2 separate regions of the Homo sapiens genome follow, and region 1 is linked to region 2. The links are chromatin loops, found by intact Hi-C in ENCODE. Cell type or tissue: HCT116. All regions are shown on one strand. Links, peaks and the distances in the headings refer to the core of each region. The heading gives the core; the rest is flanking DNA. Region 1 has its middle 91 kb from the start of IRX5. Region 2 overlaps FTO (FTO alpha-ketoglutarate dependent dioxygenase).

What was found. Peaks named below come from ENCODE experiments on the same cell type or tissue, not always from the same donor. Only the 100,000 strongest peaks of a DNase experiment are listed, where the experiment ranks them.
Region 1: it touches region 2 in a loop (3-fold over the local background); 2 of 110 quality-filtered maps call a loop at or near these places.

What each region holds. Positions count from the first base shown.
Region 1 is chr16:55,016,019-55,027,276 of GRCh38, forward strand. No RefSeq gene overlaps it. Among named protein-coding and RNA genes, the nearest start is that of IRX5, 91 kb to the left of the region's middle. In HCT116, for the core only: a CTCF peak has its summit at 6,008 (motif pointing left); a DNase peak (open chromatin) is centred at 5,723; H3K27ac peaks cover 552 bases.
Region 2 is chr16:53,770,129-53,778,128 of GRCh38, forward strand. The region is part of intron 1 of FTO (FTO alpha-ketoglutarate dependent dioxygenase); the gene reads left to right. Among named protein-coding and RNA genes, the nearest start is that of FTO, 70 kb to the left of the region's middle. In HCT116, for the core only: a CTCF peak has its summit at 3,211 (motif pointing right); a DNase peak (open chromatin) is centred at 3,213.

The DNA of each region.
Region 1 (11,258 bases), core at 1,606-9,605, 1.2 Mb after region 2:
AGAGAGAGACATCAGGAAGTGGAGGCTTCTTGTCCTTTGTGCCACAGATGTTTGGGGTGGTTGTGATATTATCAGCCTTTGCAGTTTGGGTCCAGCATTTTCCAGCACATTTAATCCTGTCAGCTCGTGTGTGTGTTTGTGTGCGTGTGTGTGTGTATTTGTTGTGGGGGGGTGTTGGGAAAAGGGGCTCAGCTTTTCCTTTTTACAGAGAGGGTAAGAAATGTGCCCCAGAATGTGACAACACATGATCCAAGCCCAGGCCTGTCTTTACTGCGAAGCCCTGCTCGGTCCTCACCCCGAGGTTGGACTTATCCTCATCTTTTCTCCTCCACCCTAATTTTTAACCGATGTGATCCTCTCTTTAGAAAGGGCTTCCCTTCCTCTCCATCCCCAGGAAAGGGGGAGCATAGTGTCTCGGGTGGTGGTGCCTACTGGGACTCATTTTGAGCCAACATGGAGCACTTCAAACGCGCTCCTTCCCAAGAAGCACACTGTTCATGGAAATTAAACACTCTGAGCAGGTGTCTGTCCATGCCTGCCCCTCTCAGGAGAGAGGGGCAGGGACTGCATGGGAGCTGAAATAAATGGTGGCAAATAAACCTCGGCACCCGTTAGCGACAGCTCCCAGAATTTAAAGGGACACGTAATCACTCCTAATACACATCCGGGGCAGAGAGCCAGATGTCGCTGATGGCGAAGAGCATTGTTGGCAGGGAGAGGAGCGTGCAGCCCCCAGCTCCCACTGACAGAGCTTGGGCCCGCTTCCCAAAGCATCTGTGTACTAACCCCAGCATCTTCCTCTTCCTCACTGTTATCATCACCAAGATGCCTACTTTGTCCAGACTCAGATCTGTGCCCCTGGCTCCATGCAAGGAGTCTTCATGGACCAGCTCATTTAAGCCTCTCAATAACCCAATCCAGTGGGAGCTGTCATCCCCATTTTGCAGATGAAGAAACTGAGGCTCAGAGAGGAGGAAAACTTGCCCAAAATTGTACACTAATTTGGGGAAGAGATGGAAAGCTTGGTGTATGCAGGCTTGGGCTGCTCATTGTCCCAGGGCACATTGTCCTGGGAGGGTGAGCACATGGGAGCAGGGGCTGGTCACCCTAAGCTGCCCCCTCAGCCTCAGTATAACTTGCTTAAGGAGGGTGGGGCTGGGACATGCCAACCCCTGGGTCCTGTCTCTCCTGCAGCACAGTGTTGCTGGGACAGACCGGGTAGGAAGCCCTAGAGAATCATATTCACCTGGGCCTATTAGGGGACATGGTTGTTAGCTCTGACCTGTGACTTGAGGGGCTCTGGGAAGGGGCTTCTGCTTCTGGATATCTTTCCTGAGGGATCCCAAGGGGGCACCAATGCCAAGTTGCTCTACTGGGTTAATCATCGCTTCTCTTGGCTCCTCTTTGAAAAAGCAATGAGTCTGGAGACACGGTTAGTCTCTGCCACCTTGCAGTGAGTTAATTTGCATTGACAGAAGCCTGAGGGCAGCATGGAAGCTCCTGGGCCCCTGGTAAAAACGAGGATGTGTGCCAAGAGGAAGGGAACAGACCTTCCCTGCATGTCTGGAAAGAAGGCTCTCAAGTTTGCCTTGGGGGCCGAAGCCCAAGCAGTAACAGTCACAAAAGACCACCTATTATATGATCCCATTAACAGGAAATGACCAGAAGAGGCAAAGCCACAGACACGGAAGTAGATTCGTGGTCGCCAGGGCCTGGGGAAAGTGGAATGAGGGGAGGAGTACGGGGGCAGAGATGAGGGGGGCATGGCTAAGGGGAATGGAGTTTCTTTTTGGGGTAATAAAAATCTAAAATTGATTGTCGTGATATGAATATACCAAAAACCTTTAAATTGTATACTTTAAATGGGTGAATCGCATAGCATGTGAATTACATCTTAATAAAGCTGTCATATTTAAACAGCCCTAACCCTCTCCTCTTCCGTCTATACACACACACACACACACACACACACACACACACACACACACACACACACAAACACACACACATAGAGCCCACAGGGCTAGGCCTGGGTAGTCTCAGGCGATTAGATCAGCTCAGGATGAACCCTGTTTTATGCAGATATTAGGACCAGTGGCTGAAGCAGTACTCAAAATAGGTCTAGAAGGACAAGAAGAACAGCTCAGAGAAATTAGGTTCAGGAAGCAGGAGTGGCTCACCCAAAGCTACGCAGCACATATGGACTTGAACTTGGACCCCATCTATGTACCCGCAGCTCTTCCTGTGACCCCAGGTGGGCCTGCCTCACCTGGACCTCAACCAAGACCTCATTAGATTTCCCACCAGGTACTTAAGCCTAAAAGAGCCAAGGGTGTCACGCCAGTAAGCCCAGCACATTGGAAGGCCAAGGTGGGCGGATCACTTGAGGTCAGGAGTTCGAAACCAGCTTGGCCAATGTGGGGAAACCCCATCTTTACTAAAAATACAAAAATTGGCCGATTGTGGTGGCAGGAGCCTGTAATTCCAGCTACTTGGGAGGCTGAGGAAAAGAGTTGCTCGAACCTGGGAGACGAAGGTTGCAGTGAGCCGAGATCGCGCCACTGCACTCCAGCCTGGGAGATAAGAGTGAAACTCTGTCAAAAAAAAAAAAAAATGCCATGGGTAGGGAGAGGGGTCCATTCCAGCATTCCAGGCCTTGCTTCTTAGGAACGGGGTCAGTACAATGCCGATCTCCATCTTGCCAATGGAAAGAAAGGCAGCTTCGAGGAGTGAAAAGTTCCCACTCTGGCAGGGGCAGAGGTAGAATTTGGCAGGGGCAGAGGTAGAATTTGAACCCAGGTCCCTCGGCCTCTAAATGTCATGCAGCAGAGTTTCCTCTCTGGCCAAGAGGTTGCAGGCAGTGGCCTGCGTCACGCCCTCCCTTCCCCGGGCACTGCACCCACTCCGGGCCCTTTTGAAGGTGGCTATAAGTGGCTCCCGTTGGCGTGTGGGCCTGTCTGGGTGGGTAAGTAAGTGGCTTTGGTGACGAACGGGATGTCGGCCCTTCCCCCGTGCTATGTTTAGAAAGGTGTCAGCCCCAAAGTGGCCCGTCTCGGCGGTCACCCAGAAGGTAATCACGAGTGTCTCTAAAACCCCATCTGTGACCTTTCTGCACTCAGACACGGGGGCCGCCAGCATCACCGGGCAGTGTGCGATGCGGCATGGCCCGCTGGCTTGTCCGGGAATGTGGCGTCCCCCAGACTGGGCAGAGGAGGAACCCAGGCAGAGGGCAGAGGCTCGGGAAAATGGGGCGTTCCCTCCCATTCCTTCTCCAAGTACTCCTGAGGTCCTATGAGAGAACTCATGTGGAGAAGCCTCGGTGATCTTGTGTGCTGGCACACACACTCATGCACACAGACTCACACACACATTCACCGCCCAACACACATAAACCATACTCTCATACTTACACACACCACACACACACACACACTCATACACTCATCACACACCCACACACACACCACTCACATGCTCATACACACGCTCACACACACCACGCTCACACATACACATATTCACACATACCACACTCACATACACACTCGTATTCATACACACTCATGCGCACACAACACAATGCACTCACACACACCATATACACACACACACCACACATACGCATGCACACATGCTTATACACTCACCACACATACACCACACACACACCAAACTCACACACCGCACTCACATACATACGACACACAGTCACACATCACACACACCAGTCACATACTCACACCCCACACACACTCACACCCCACACACACACCAAACACACATACACACACCACACACACTCACCACACTCACACATACACATACACACACCACAGTCTCACACTGACCAAACTCACACCACACTCACATACACGCACACCACACACCCACACACACTCGCACCACACACCCACATACCACACATACACCCCACACACACCCATACATTCACACACACCACACATTCACTCACACATCACACACTCATACACTCACAAACACCACACACCACACACACACATCACAACACTCTCACACACACATACACACACCACACTGCCACTTATGACACACTTACACACACACCTGTATGCTCACACATGTTCCCAGGCACACTCTCATACACTCTCACCCATACACTCACACCCATGTGCTCACACACATGCGCACACACACACCCCCACACAGTCTTTAGGCATCAGTTTCCTCATAGAGTGGGGAAAGGAGGAGTTTAAAGTACATTTTACACAGCCCTTAGTATCTCAAATGCTTGATTAAAATTTCTTCTTTTTATATGGTTGGAAGTATTTAAGAAACTATAATAAAAACAAAATTTTTATTTACAAAAAATAAAAACAAGCAAAAGGTATGTTAAGGTATGTTTCCCAATTTAAACCTACTGGAGATCATTGAGGCATTATTATGTGCTGCCAAATAACTTTTTTTGGGGTGTGTGTGGGGGTGCAGGCTTTAAAATAATATTTCTCCATGTCTTTGTTTAATTGATGTATATACTGAGATTACAAATTGAATTGTTAATAGAAGAATAAAACTGTTATCACTTGAAACTATTTTTCAGTGTGAATCAGAATGTGCTTCTGAATGAAGTGCAGGAAAAACAAATACTGAAGGGAATTACATATTGAGGCTGGCAAGACCCTGAATGAGGCCTTTGAAATTCCTAGTTTCAAATTTTGGCATTCATCCAGGGGTGTTATTCAAAATACTATAGCACTAGAAATGTCAAATTAGAATGGATTATGGCCTCCATGCTGCAGCTGGGTCCCAGGGTCCCTATCCTGTGCCAGGCATGAACCATTGAGATGCTGGGTTGTAGAGATGAGGGTTGATGGGGGAAGAAGTGAGGGTTTAAAATAGATGGGGCACTGGGGGCTAGTTACGAATCAGGTATGGAAGTATTTAAATATTTTAGCAACTAGCAAGCTGTATCAGCACACACGAGGTGAATGTCCAGCCTGCATTCATTCAAGTGACTTTTCTTTTCTTAGTGATCTTTATCCTTATGAGTAATCTCTGCCTTTTAATTAGAGTGTTTAGTCCATCAACGTTTAATGAAAGTATTGGATATAGTTCGATTGAGTTCTACCACTTTATTATTTGTTTTCTCTGACCCTTGGGTTTTGTTTTCCTGTCCCTCTTTTTGCCTTCTTTTGTGTTATTCAAATATATTTTTAGAATTCAATTTTAACTTATCTATTGTCTTTTTAGCTATATATACCTTTTAGAATCACATTTTTAAGTGGTTGCTCTAAGCATTTCAACATAATCCTTGCTATTGTGTAAATGTTTCTGCCGCCTCAAAATCCATATGTTGATATCCCAATCCCCCAAAAGATGGTATTAGGAGGTGGGGCTTTGAGAGGTAATTAGATCATGAGGGTTCTGCCCTCATGATCAGGATTAGTGTCCTTATAAAAAAGACCTCTGAGGAAGATCACTTGAGCCTAGGAGGTTGAGGCTGCAGTGAGCTGTGTTCATGCCACTGCACTCTAGCCTGGGAAACAGAGCCAGATCCTGTCTCAAAAAAAAAAAAATTATTGAATGTTTTTGCTCACCATTATGTAGGCATAGCTACTGCCCAACACATGGTAGGACTACAGGCTGTGTGGGAGCCGGGTGAAGCCTGTGACTGCCGGCTTTCCCCTACTTTTCTTGTGTCCTGTATGACTCAGCAGGGCAACCATAATCTCCCTGGAAATATAACCACATTGGACTTGAAACCACACCCCCAATCCCCACAACAGCTGCAGCAAGCCCCGCCCAAGGAGAGACAGAGCTCAGACATACTTATCCCTGCCCCCAGCTGGTGGTCTTTCTCTACCCACCCTGGTAGCCAAAGACAAAGGTCATAATCTCTTGGGAGCTCTATGGCCCTGCCGACCAGCTAAGAAACCTGAATAAGAAACTTGACCAGGTGTCCCTAGGGCAAGTTTGCATCCTCCCTATAGGACCACAGCTGATGGGCTTTTGAAAGCGCCACCTCCTGGCTGCAGGCTACTCAATACCAAACCAGTGCTCTAAACAAAAACACAACCAAGGACCCTTACAGAGTCCACTTCACCCCCCTGTTAACTCCAGGGGAGCAGGTGCTGGTATCCACGGATTAATTAGACCTCAATCTAACTATATTCAATACTTTTATCCACAGATACCAGCACCTGCTCCAGTGGAGGTAGCAGGGGAGTGCAAGACCCGAAGACCGATCACATCACAGGACTCTTTGCCGACACTCCCCAGTACCAGCCTGGAGACTGGTAGCTCCGCTGGGTGGGATTCAGAAAAGCAAAAACAATCACTACAGTTTGGTTCTCAGGAAGCCCCATTCCTAGGGGAAGGGGGAGAACACAACATCAATGGAGCACCTCGTGGGACTAAAGAATCTGAACAGCAGCCCTTGAATCCCAGATATTCTCTCTGACATGTCTACCAAAATGAGAAGGAATCAGAAAAACAATTCTGGTAATATGACAAAACAAGGTTCTTTAACACCCCCAAAAGACCAGCTAACCAGTAATGGATCCAAACCAAGAAGAAATCTGTGAATTGCCAGAAAAGGAATTCAGGAGGTCAATTATTAAGCTAATCAAGAAGGCACCAGAGAAAGGTGAAGTCCAAATTAAAGAAATAAAAAATAATACAGAATATGAATGGGAAACTCTTCAGTGAAATAGCATAAATGAAAAAACATTCACAGCTTCTGGAAATCAAGGACATATTTAGGGAAATGGAAAATGCACTGGAAAGTCTCAGGAATAGTATCAAACAAGCAGAAGAAAGAACTTCAGAGCTCAAAGACAAGGCTTTTGTATTAATCCAATCCATCAAAGACAAAGAAAAATGAATTTTAAAAAATGAACAAAGCCTCCAATAAGTTTGGGACTATGTTAAACATCCAAACCTAAGAATAATTGCTGTTCCTGAGGAAGAAGAGAAATCTAACAGTTTGGAAAAAAAAAATATATATATATATTTTATATATATTATATATAATACGTATTATATATATATTTTATATAATACGTATTATATATAATATATATATATATATATATATAGACGAAGTCTCACTCTGTTGCCCAAGCTGGAATGCAGTGGTGCGATCTCGGTTCACTGCAACCTCCACCTCCTGGATTCAAGTAATTCTCCTGCCTTAGCCTCCCAAGCAGCTGGGACTACAGACACACGCCACCATGCCCGGCTAATTTTTGTATTTTTAGTGGAGATAGGGTTTCACTATGTTGGCCAGGCTGGTCTTGAACTCCTGACCTCATGATCCACCCACCTTGGCCTCTCAAAGTGCTGGGATTACAGGCATGAGCCACCAATAGCAGCCTGGAAAACATGTTTGAGGGAGTAATTGAGGAAAACTTCCCTGGCCCTGCTAGAGAGCTAGACATCCAAATATAAGAAGCTCAAAGAACATTGGGGAATTCATTGCAAAAAGATCTTCATCTAGACAAATAGTCATCAGGTTATCTAAAGTCAAGATGAAGGAAAGAATCTTAAGAGCCATGAGGCAAAAGCATCAGGTAACCTATAAAGAAAACCTGTAAGATTAACAGCAGATTTCTCAGCAGAAACCGTACATGCTGAAGGGATTGTGGTCCTATTTTTAGCCTCCTTAAACAAATCAATTGTCAGCCACGAATTTCGTATCCACTGAAACTAAGCTTTATAAATGAAGGAAAGATACAATCTTGTCCAGACAAACAAATGCTGAGAGAATTTGCCACTACCAAGCCAGCACTACAAGAACTGCTACAAGGCACTCTAAATCTTGAAACAAATCCCCAAAATACACCAAAATAGAACCACTTTAAGGCATAAATATCACCGGACCTATAGAACAATAACACATTTTTTAAAAAGGGTATTTGGGCAACAAATAGCATGATAAATAGAATAGTACCTCACACCTCAATATTAACATTGAATTTTAAATGGCCTAAATGCTCTACTTAAAAGATACAGAAAGGCAGAATGGATAAGAATTCACCAGCCAAATTTCTGCTGTCTTCAGAAGACTCAACAACACATAAGGACTCACATAAACTTAAGGTAAAGGGGTGGAAAAAGCTATTCCATGAAAATGGACATCAAAAGCAAGCAGGTGTAGCTATTCTTATATCAGACAAAACAAACTTTAAAGCAACAGCAGTTAAAAAAAACAAAAAGGGACATGATATAATGATAAAAGGTCTAGTCCAACAGGACAATATCACAATTCTAAATATATATGCACCTAACACTGGAGCTCCCTAATTTATAAAACAAGTACTACTAGACCTAAGAAATGATATAGATGGCAATGCAATAATAGTAGGGGGCTTTAATACTCTACTGACAACGCTAGACAGGTCATCAAGACAGAAAGTCAACAGAGAAACAATGGACTTTATACCCTACAACAAATGGGCTTAACAGATATTTACAGAACATTCTATCCAACAACTGCAGGATATATATTCTATTCATCAGCACATGGAACATTCTCCAAGATAGACCATATAATACCAAAACAATGCTCAGTAAATTTAAGAAATTATATCAAGTACTCTTTAAGACCACAGTAGAATAAAATTGGAAATCAGCTCCAAAAGGAGCCAAGACCATGCAATACCTGGAAATTAAATAACCTGCTCCTGAATGATTGTTGAGTCAACAATGAAATCAAGATGAAAATTAAAAGTTTATTTGAACTGAATGATAATAGTGACACAACCTATCAAAACCTCTGGGGTACAGCAAAAGTGGTGCTAAGAGGAAAGTTCATAGCATCAAATGCCTATATCAAAAAGTCTGAAAGAGCACAAATAGAGAATCTAAGGTCACACTTCATGGAACTGGAGGAACAAAAACAATCCTAATCCAAACCAGCAGAAGAAAACAAATAACGAAGATTAGAGCAGAAATAAATGAAATTGAAAAAAATACAAAAGATGAATGAAACAAAAAGCTAGTTCTTTGAAAAGATAAATAAAATTGATAGACCATTAGCAAGATTAACCAAGAAAAGAAGGGAGGAAATTCAAATAAGCTCAATTAGAAACAAAACAGGAGATATTACAACTGATACCACAGAAATACAAAAGATTATTCAAGGCTACAGTGAACACCTTTACATAAACTCTAAAACCTATGAGATTAATAAATTCCAGGAAATATGCAACCATCCTAGATTAAACCCGGAAGATATAGAATCTCTGAACAGACCAATAACAAGCAGTGAGATTGAGATGGCAATAAAAAAATTGCCAACAAAAAAAAGTCCAGGACAAGACAGATTCACAGCTGAATTCTACCAGACATTCAAAGAAGATTTAGTACCAATCCTATTGACACTATTCCAAAAGATAGAGAAAGAGGGAATCTTCCCTAAAACATTGTGTGAAGCCAGTATCACCCTGATACCAAAACCAGGGAAGAAAATAACAAAAAAAAGGAAACTACAGACCAATATCCCTAATGAACATAGATGTAAAAATCCTCAACAAAATACTAGCAAACCAAATCCAACAGCGTGTCAAAAAGAGAATCCACCATGATCAAGTGGGTTTCATTACCATGGATGCAGGGGTGGTTTAACATACCTAAGTCAATAAATGTGATACACCACATAAACAGAATTATTAATAAAAACAAAAATTACATGATCATTTCCATAGATACAGAAAAAGCATTTGACAAAATCTAGCATCTGTTTATCATTAAAACCCTCAGCAGAATCAGCATAGAAGGGACATACCTTAAGGTAATAAAAGTCATCTACAACAAACCCACAGTCAACATTGTATTGAACAGGGAAAAGTTGAAAGCATTCTCCCTGAGAACTGGAACAAGACAAGGATGCTAACTTTCACCACTTTTATTCAACATTGTACTGGAAATCCTAGTCAGAGCAATCAGAGAAGAGAAAGAAATAAATGGCATCCAAATCAATAAAGAGGAAGTCAAACTGTTGCTGTTTGCGGATGATATAATCATATACCTAGAAAACCCTAAAGACTCATTCAAAAAGCTTCTAGAACTGGTAAGTGAATTCAGCAATGTTTCAGAATACAAAATTAATGTACATAAATCAGTAGCTCCGCTATATACCAACAGCAACCAGGCTGAGAATAAAATCAGAACTCAGCCCCTTTCACAATAGCTGCAAAAAATAAAATAAAATACTTAGGAATATACCTAACCAAGGAAGTGAAAGCCCTCTACAAGGAAAAGTACAAAACACTGATAAAAGAAATCATAGAGGACACAAACAAATGGAAACACACCCCATGCTCATGGATGGATAGAATCAATATTGTGAAAATGACCATAGTGCCAAAAACAATCTACAAATTCAATGCAATTCCCATCAAAATACCACCATCATTCTTCACAGAACTAGAAAAAACAATCCTAAAATTCATATGGAATCACAAAAGAGCCCGCACAGCCAAAGCAAGACTAAGGAAAAAATAAAAAATAAAAACCCAAAGAAACAAATCTGGAGGCATCACATTACCTGACTTCAAACTATACTATAAGGCCATAGTCACCAAAACAGCATGGTACTGGTATAAAAATAGGCACATAGACCAATGGAACAGAATAGAAAACCCAGAAATAAAGCCAAATACTTAGAGCCAACTCATCTTCAACAAAGCAAGCAAAAACATAAAATGGGGAAAGGACACCGTATTCAACAAATGATGTTGGAATAATTGGCAAGCCACATGTAGAAGAATAAAACTGGATCCTCATCTCTCACCTTATACAAAAATCAACTCGAGGCCAGGTGCAGTCGCTCATGCCTGTAATCCCAGCAATTTGGGAGGCTGAGGTGGTTGGATTACCTGAGGTCAGGAGTTCGAGACTAGCCTGGCCAACATGGCAAAACCCCATTTCTACTAAAAATAAAGAAAAAAAATTAGCCAGGCATGGTGGCATGTGCCTGTAATCCTAACTACTCAGGAGGCTGAGGCAGGAGAATAGCTTGAACCCAGGAGGCAGAGATTTCAGTGAGCTGAGATCATGCCACTACACTCCAGCCTGGGCAACAGAGCAAAACTCTTCTCAAAAAAAAAAAAAATCAACTAAAGATGGGTCAAAGACTTAAATCTAAGACCTGAAACCATAAAGATTCTAGAAGTTAACATGGGAAAAACCCTTCTAGACATTGGCTTAGGCAAAGACTTCATGACCAAGAGCCTAAAAGCAAATGCAACAAAAATGGAGATAAATAGATGAGACTT
Region 2 (8,000 bases), core at 1-8,000:
TAAAATTGCAGAATTGAAATGAATAAATGTTTAACTAAATGCTTATAAAATGGAGCCTTATATCAGCTTCCAAAGTTGTTACAGTTTGTATGGAAAAAAATGTAATTTCTTCCTAACGAACCTCCTTGCTTCTTTCCCTGCCTTCTCTACTATATTTGAAAAGATTTTGTAAGTTGGAATTTGGAATTTCCAAGAATTCCCAAGTACTATCCAGTGATTGCTGAGAAATTATAATTAGTCATAAATGAGTTTCTCAAGGCCAAATAAATTCAAACGAAAAATCTTCTCAAATTATTTTGCATTGCAGAGAAACCTTTTAATGTGAAATATGAATACAATTTAATATGTTTATTTTGATGTTGAGTGAGGCCTTCAAAAGTAGCAGGATCATGGCCTACAGAGGTCTTAACATTCCTATTGTATGCAGACACATTTCAATTGCTTTGAAAAGGTGTATGTTGAAGGTAACTAAACACATTTTGCATTTCAAGCTCAGAAAATTTCCCCTTTAGATTCCCTTTTCTTTTCTCCTTTTATTTTCTAATAAAATATTTACTGCTGTGATATCCAAGAACATGAATGATACTGCATTGAATAACCCAGGTGCTTGGTCTGGTGGATGCCAGTGCCAGAGAAGAAAAGTGCCCTATTTTTTCAGTTATCATGTTTGAAGGCGAGGCTTTGGTCTGCCTTCTGAGTCATTCTTGGCTTCTTGGATGATAGATTTCTTAAATTCTTCTATTCTCCTAACTCAAGGCACTTCTGAATGGGTGTTTGCGAGACGTTGTTTGAAAAACCACTTATCGTGATGGATTTTTGTTCTTCTATTTTTTGCTCTCTTACACACTTTGCTGTTGTCCTGCCAATTGGAATTTGATTTGTTAATTACAAAAGCAAACTATCCAGGATGGCTCTAAAGGGACTTCGCTATAGGTTGGGGCTATGATAGAGACTTTCGCGAAAGGGATTGGCAATTAAGAAATATAGCAACTGCTTCTGATGATTAAACATTTCAAGCAACTCTGAAGGTAGAATGTGGGGAATCTCCAGAGAAGGAAGGAAATAGAGAGGGAACTAATATTTATAGTTACTCCTATAGTCATCTCCATCTCAGTACAGGACATCTTCATCCTTCCAGTTGTTCAGACCAAAAACCCTGGAAACATCCTTGACTTCGTCTTTCCCATTCCACATTTCACCCATCAGCAAATTCTGTTGCATCTGTCTTCAGAATATATTCAGAATCCAACCACTTCTTACAACGTCTCCTTCTGCCATCCTTCTCCAAGCCACTAGCATCACTCTCCTGGATCATCGCAATTTCTTCCTATCTAGTCTCCTTGCTTCTTTCCTTGCCTTTCCCTACATAGCAATCAAAGTTTAGTCTTCAAAACACAACAAAACAAATCTCTTTTCTGTTCAAACTCTTTTATGTTTCCTCAAAATGTTATACGTAGAGTTACCATATAACCCGGCAATTCCACTCCTAGTTACCCAAGAGAAATGACAATGTATGTCCACACAAAACCTGTACATGAATGTTCACAGCAGCGTTATTCATGATAGCCAAAAGTGGAAAAAACCCAAACGCCCATCAATGATGAATGTACAATTAAAATGTGGCATAACCATACAATGGAATATTATTTGTCAATAAAAAGAATGAAGTACTGGTACCATGCTATAAAATGGTTGAACTTTGAAACCATATGCTCCGTAAAAGAAGCCAGTGACAAAAGGCCACATATTACATGATTCCATGTACAGAATAGACAAATCCATAGAGACTGGAAATAGATTAGTGATTGCCAGGAGCTGGGGAGAGAGGAATGGGGAGTGACTGCTAATGGATGCAGGGTTTCTTTTTCTTTTGTGGTAGTGAAAATGTTCTGAAATTAAGTAGTGGTGACGATTGCATAACTCTATGAATATACTTTCTGGCTTGTATACTTTTTTGAAGGGGAAAATTGTGTGGTATGTTAACGATATCTCAATAAAGCTGCTATTACAACAAAAACAACTTCTTTGGCTTTCTTTCTGATCTTTTTCCCTGAATCGTTTCTGACCTCTTCCCCTACTCTTCTTCTCTTTCTTTTTAACCCACTCAGACTGGCCCCTATTTTGTTCCTCTAACAGGGCAAGTGCTTCCTGCCATGGGCCTTTGTATTTTCTCTTCTCTCTTTTTGTAGAACTTTCTTCCCCCAGGTATCTGCGTGGCTGGTTCACTTGCTTCCTTTAGCTCTCTATTTAAACATCCTATTCTCAGGAGACTTTCTCTGATTACCCGAAAATAGTACTCCCTACTTCATGGCCTGCTGGCGTTCTCTGTTTCTTTCATCCTGTTTTATTTTTCTCTGTATCATCAACATGTGATACACTGTTTTCTTGTTTGTTTTTTATCTGTCTTCCAACATTAAAATGTAAACTCCATGAGGCAGTAACTAGGCTTTGTTTGTGACTGTATCTGCAGTAATACATACCACACCTCTTTTCACTAGACCATTAGCTTGAGGAAGACATGGATTTCCTTGGCACTGGTGTTGAATTGGGACTAACTGTATTTGCAGGAGGAATATTCAGTGTGTCTATTAGATGCTACATTAGAAATCATCAGCTTGGAAGCAGTCTCCATGGGAAAAGTAATTTTGATTCAAAGGGTAGAATGGAACTACTCAGGTTACATGGTCTTTTATTGTCATATAAATCTTTGTACAGAGTTCCTACTTTTTAAACCATTAGCATTATGCTAATATACAAAGTTTGCTACTTTTCATATTTGTCTTACAGATTCAAAGCCTTTAGTTCTTTTCAGTCTTAATTTACCACCTGTCTGCTCTCTCCTTTTCTCCCTTGGAATGTTCTTAAGATTTAATTTTGAAGGAACTTTCTGTCAGATGATTATTGGTAAAGTAAAATGTATTTCTGGGAAGCAGCTGATTACTTGGGCCTTTGATTTATTTATTTATTTTTTTTTTTGAGGAGTTCATATTGCGATATACCTATTTGGTGGTTATTTAGAAAGGCCAAGGTAGGGAGAAAAAGGAAAGAATAAAATATATGTATGCTTTAAAAAAAAGCAAGCATTTAGTTTGGGGAGCCCTCCAAATGTGATTTCTTCTACTCCTGTTTTCCTGCTTCCAAGCATAGGTGGAAGATATTGTCAGTTTCTCTGAACTCCTAAGTTGAAATGTGCAAGTCACTAGGTGGCACTGAAGTATCATTCTCCACACAGCCACGCCATAGAACACTTTTGTTATCTTGCTCCAGCTGACTGGATTTCTAGGTGTCAGGGAAATTGTTTTATTGGTACAGGGCATAGTGTAATATATTCCTCTCCACCCTAGGCAGCTACTTAACGCCCTGAAACATGCACCTCTTGTGGTCATGGCCTGTTAACTATGCTTATTTGGTGTAATAATTAGCAGAATTTCTCACTAACAGGGGTACTTACCAACACCTCACATCTTCACTGTGTTTTTGTACGTGATGGATTGTACATTCTGTGGAGAAAGTTGGGAAGGTCAAAGCTTAACCTCTGCCTAACAGGACTAGTTTTCGCACATTTGTTCAGAATAGGTTTATATTAACTGGCTTTTGAGCTTCTTCAGACCAGAATTGTGTGTAACGTAAACATATTTGAGCTTTTATGTAAGGACCTAGTGAAGGTTTGTAAACACAACACTGTTAATTTTCCAACTCATAGAATGACAGAAAAATAAATGAATAGCTGCTGGAATAATTGGACGACACTTGTTACTCAGAACTGTGAGTGTTGGAAGCGTGTCATAGGAACAGTGGGCCTGCCACAAGCACCACATTTTAGGTTAAAATCGGAGAAGAAAATTACACATGGAATTTTAATTTTTTCCATGGTCGTAAGTTCGGCCCCATTTAATTCTTTGTGGTTTTTACAAGCCCTCTTAGGCTCCTAATATTTCTATAGCAACAATTTCAACGTTTATTTTAGAATGTGGTCAGAATTAACCGACAGAAGACCAAACAGGATAAAATAGGTTTAAAGCAGGAAATACTTTAGCTGGACCACTAACTTACCCTCTATGACCTTAGGCAAACTGTTTGCCGTCTCTGTGCTTTGATTCTCTCATTTCTTAAAATGGAGATTATAATACGCACCCTTGTGTGTCTCCTCCACCAGGTAAAAGTGAAACAATAACTTCTCAATATACCTTTGCTTATATTCAAAGCTCCAGGTAAATATAAGATGTTGCTATAATTACCTAAGAAAGCTAGGAAGATTTTTCTTTGTTGATTCCAAGGTGAGTTGTAGAAATTCCAGAAGATGGATTAATGTAGTCTGAGGGCTCAGACTTCTGCATCTGTGTAGATAGTACCTATTTTCATATACTGTGGCCTGGCTCTGTTTCTGGCCTGGCTCTGTTTCCAAGGTTTAAGTTCCATTCTTTTAACTGTGTATCAACTATTTTCACTTGGTTGTTCTACTTTTACTTAAACCCTTTATATATGTCTGGATTTAGTTGTAGGAAACAGAAACTATGTGAGATAGGGAAATAGGTTGATATAAAGTCATCAGGAGGACCAGAGAAATGGGCTGAAGGTGGAGCCTCCAGAGATGGGCTTCTGAAACAATATTACAGATTGGCTTGCCAGGGTAGCCGCTCATCTGTCACACTCGGGAAGGGCTAAGAATCAGGAGTCATTCCTAGAACTGTTGATTTGTAAGAACACACAACCATAGTTGTAGTTGGGATCAGGAAGGTACCACCATTACAACTGGCATTTGAGAACTACAAAGTGAATGGCCAGATTCTGGAATGTTATTGCCTCATGACTATGTTGCCTGCAGAAAAAGTTGAAACAGCAAGGTGATGGCCTCCATTTTATTTTTGACTTCTGATTCTCACATGCCGCCATTAAATTGGTGAAGCTTATTTCTCATCCAGAACTCCTAGCTGCAAAAGGGTCTGAGAAATAATAGTGTTTACCTTTTCATCCTCTGCACCATAGGAAGGCACAATAAGAGGAGATTGGAAGGGTGCTGAGTGCCACCATATCTACCTCTTCCCCCAGCATGTTTAAAATAAAATATCTTTACCTCCAACTCATATTGCATTTTCTGTCCAGCACAGCAACTAGCTTAGTGGGCCCTCAGTAGATGTGTTAATGACATTGACTTCCTTATTTCTTATATGGCCCCACCTTTCCTAGTCACGTGTCTTGGTACTATGTGAGATTTCAGATCCACCTGCCTACCTGTAACTCTTGATTCCTTTTCATTTCCATTGCTGTCTCCTTGTTCAGGTCCAGCTCCTGTCTGCCTGGGCTTTTGCAGTAGTCTCCTTATCTGGCTTTTGGTTTCTTTCACCGTAACCATATTATAAGTAGATTGGTGTTTAAAAATCAGAACAACAAATAACAAACATCCTTCCACTGTGCTCCTGTCCTTCTCAAAAGCTTTCTGAGGCTCCTCATTACATGCAGGATAGAATCCAGACTCCTTAGCTTGACTTTCAGGACCTTCCATAATCAGGGTGCAATCTATCATTCCAGGCTTATCTTTCATTTTCCCCCTGCTGGAACTGAATTTTAGCCAAAAGGTCTAATCACTGATGTCAGAGTGTCTTGTCCTTTACTAACTTTTCAGCTCTGCTATCCTTTTGCCTGCTTTTAATAGTCTGTTTTCTTTCTCATTTGTTTATTCCTTTGATCACTTAGGCACAGAGTTTTTTTCTCCTTTCTTCATACTTATAGCATGGTTTACTAAGGCATTTTAATTTTATTACCTATATCGTTAGTTTTCTTTTTATGACTATATACTCTCCGCTCCTTTTTATGTCGACAATGTAAATATTTGTTGTGGATTGATTTGTTGATTTTTCATGGTTTAGACATCTACTTGCTTGGGAAAAAGGGGATGGTGGAGGGTCAATCTGGGGGCTGAAGCGGTACTCTAGCTGTGTGATTTTGTCTTTTTGATTACTACTGAAATTAACTATTTGCTTTGAGCAAACTAATGCTGAGTTTTGTGGATTTAGTGTTTGAAAAGGGCCCTGAGAGGGAAAACCCTGGAGTTGAGCTCCTTATCCCCGTTTGCCAGGCTGGATGAGCTCCATGTCCATACCACTGCATTGCAGTTTGCTGAAGTGTGTGTTGTGAAATAGCAATGGAATTTGTCTGTGGTTTCTTGCCAGCGAGGAGGAGGAAGAAGGATTCTGAGTAAATCAGACATGTAAATTAGTAAGGCCCATGGGCCTTAAGCGAATTACACAATAAAGCCCAAAGAAATTCACTTTGGCTTCTTTCTGCTTTTTGTGTGTGTGAGAAGGCAGCTATTATGTGTTTGCTTTAGGCCAGAGGTTCACAAATTTTTTGGCTTCAGAACCCTTTTATACTCCTAAAAATTGTTGAGGACTCAAAAAGCTTTTGTTTATATGGGTTAAACCTATCAATATTTACTGTACTGGGAACTAAAACAGGAACTTTTAAAAGCCTTTATTGATTTAAAAATAGCAAAACCCCTTCATTACAAGTTAATGTAACATTTTTTATGAAAAATAACTCTTTTCCAATGTAAAAAATTAGCAAGAAGTGTGCCATTGTTTTACTTTTCTGCACATCTCTTTACTGTCTAGCTTGATGCTTGATTCTTATACTTTTTTGTTTAGTTGTTGAAATATGTTGTTTTGGTTGAAGTATATGAACAAAATCTGGCCTCAGACATTAATGGAAAAAGGGAGTATTTTAATTGCTTCTTCAGCTATTAAATGTAGATATTCTTCTTTGATATTATTCCAAAACTTGTCAAGTGATAGCTTCTATTTTAAAACATTTTTGTTTTTAATTGACAATAATTATCTATATTTATGGGGCATGCTGTGATGTTCCATGTACACATTGTGGCATGATTAAATCAAGCTAATTAACATATCTGTCACCACACATACTTATTATTTCTTTGTGGTGAGAATACTTAAAATCTACTATTTTAGCAAATTTGAAATATACATTACTGTTTACTAGTCAGCATGCTGTGCAACAGATCACTAGAACTTAGGTCTCCTGTCAAACTGAATTTTTTACCCTTTGACTAACATCTCCCCTTTCTCTGCTCTATCCCACCAAACTCTGGCAATTACTGTTCTGCTCTCTACTTCTATGAGTTTGACTTTTTTAGATTCCATATTTTAGGGAGATCTGTACCTGGCTTATTTCACTTAGCATAATGCCCTCTAGATTCAAGATTCATCCATGTTGTCACAGATGACAGAATTTCCTTTTGTAAGGCTGAATATTATTCCATTTTCTTTAGACAAGTGATAATATCTTAAAGCTTACTTGCAGTGTGGAATCCGAAGCTATCTCAATTAACTTTTCTTACTTTGTTATATTAAAATCTGTTGATCTCTTTTGCACTTTGAATGCATCTTTTACATTCAAATGATTTTGTAACATTACGTTTTGATCATTTGGAAAATTATCATGTCACTGAGTTATACAGATCTTCCAAATGTTGATGCATTTCATTATACAGTGTAAAAAAAGGTCACACTCATCAGTATCACCACTGATCTTATACAAGTTTTTAAGTATTGAAAAGCCCCAAGCTCAAGGTAGCAAATACAAATTTTCTAAATTTCTGATTTTTCTTGACAACCTGAAGTTTATCATTGGCAGCAAATATGGTCAGTTGTTTTTCTTGAAGTGGCAAGCTCACTTGATTAATTGTTGAGAAAAAGTCTGCCAAATACTCAAGTCCGATTAACCAGAAAAATGTCAGTCAGCTATTTTTTCAAGTAAAAATGGTGTTCCATGGGGCAAATTCAGCCCAGAACTCAAATCACACATGTACTTTTGTTTGAGACAACCATTTTACTTTAGTATTTATCAGAAGTACTTTATGTATGTTTACTATTTTGTCACACAGTATAGTAAAAAGATAGCTACTTAAAGCTCAAGATTTAATAGAATTAATAATTTTTCCTGCTTCACCAAGGACATGCTTAAGTGAAACTAACTTCCTT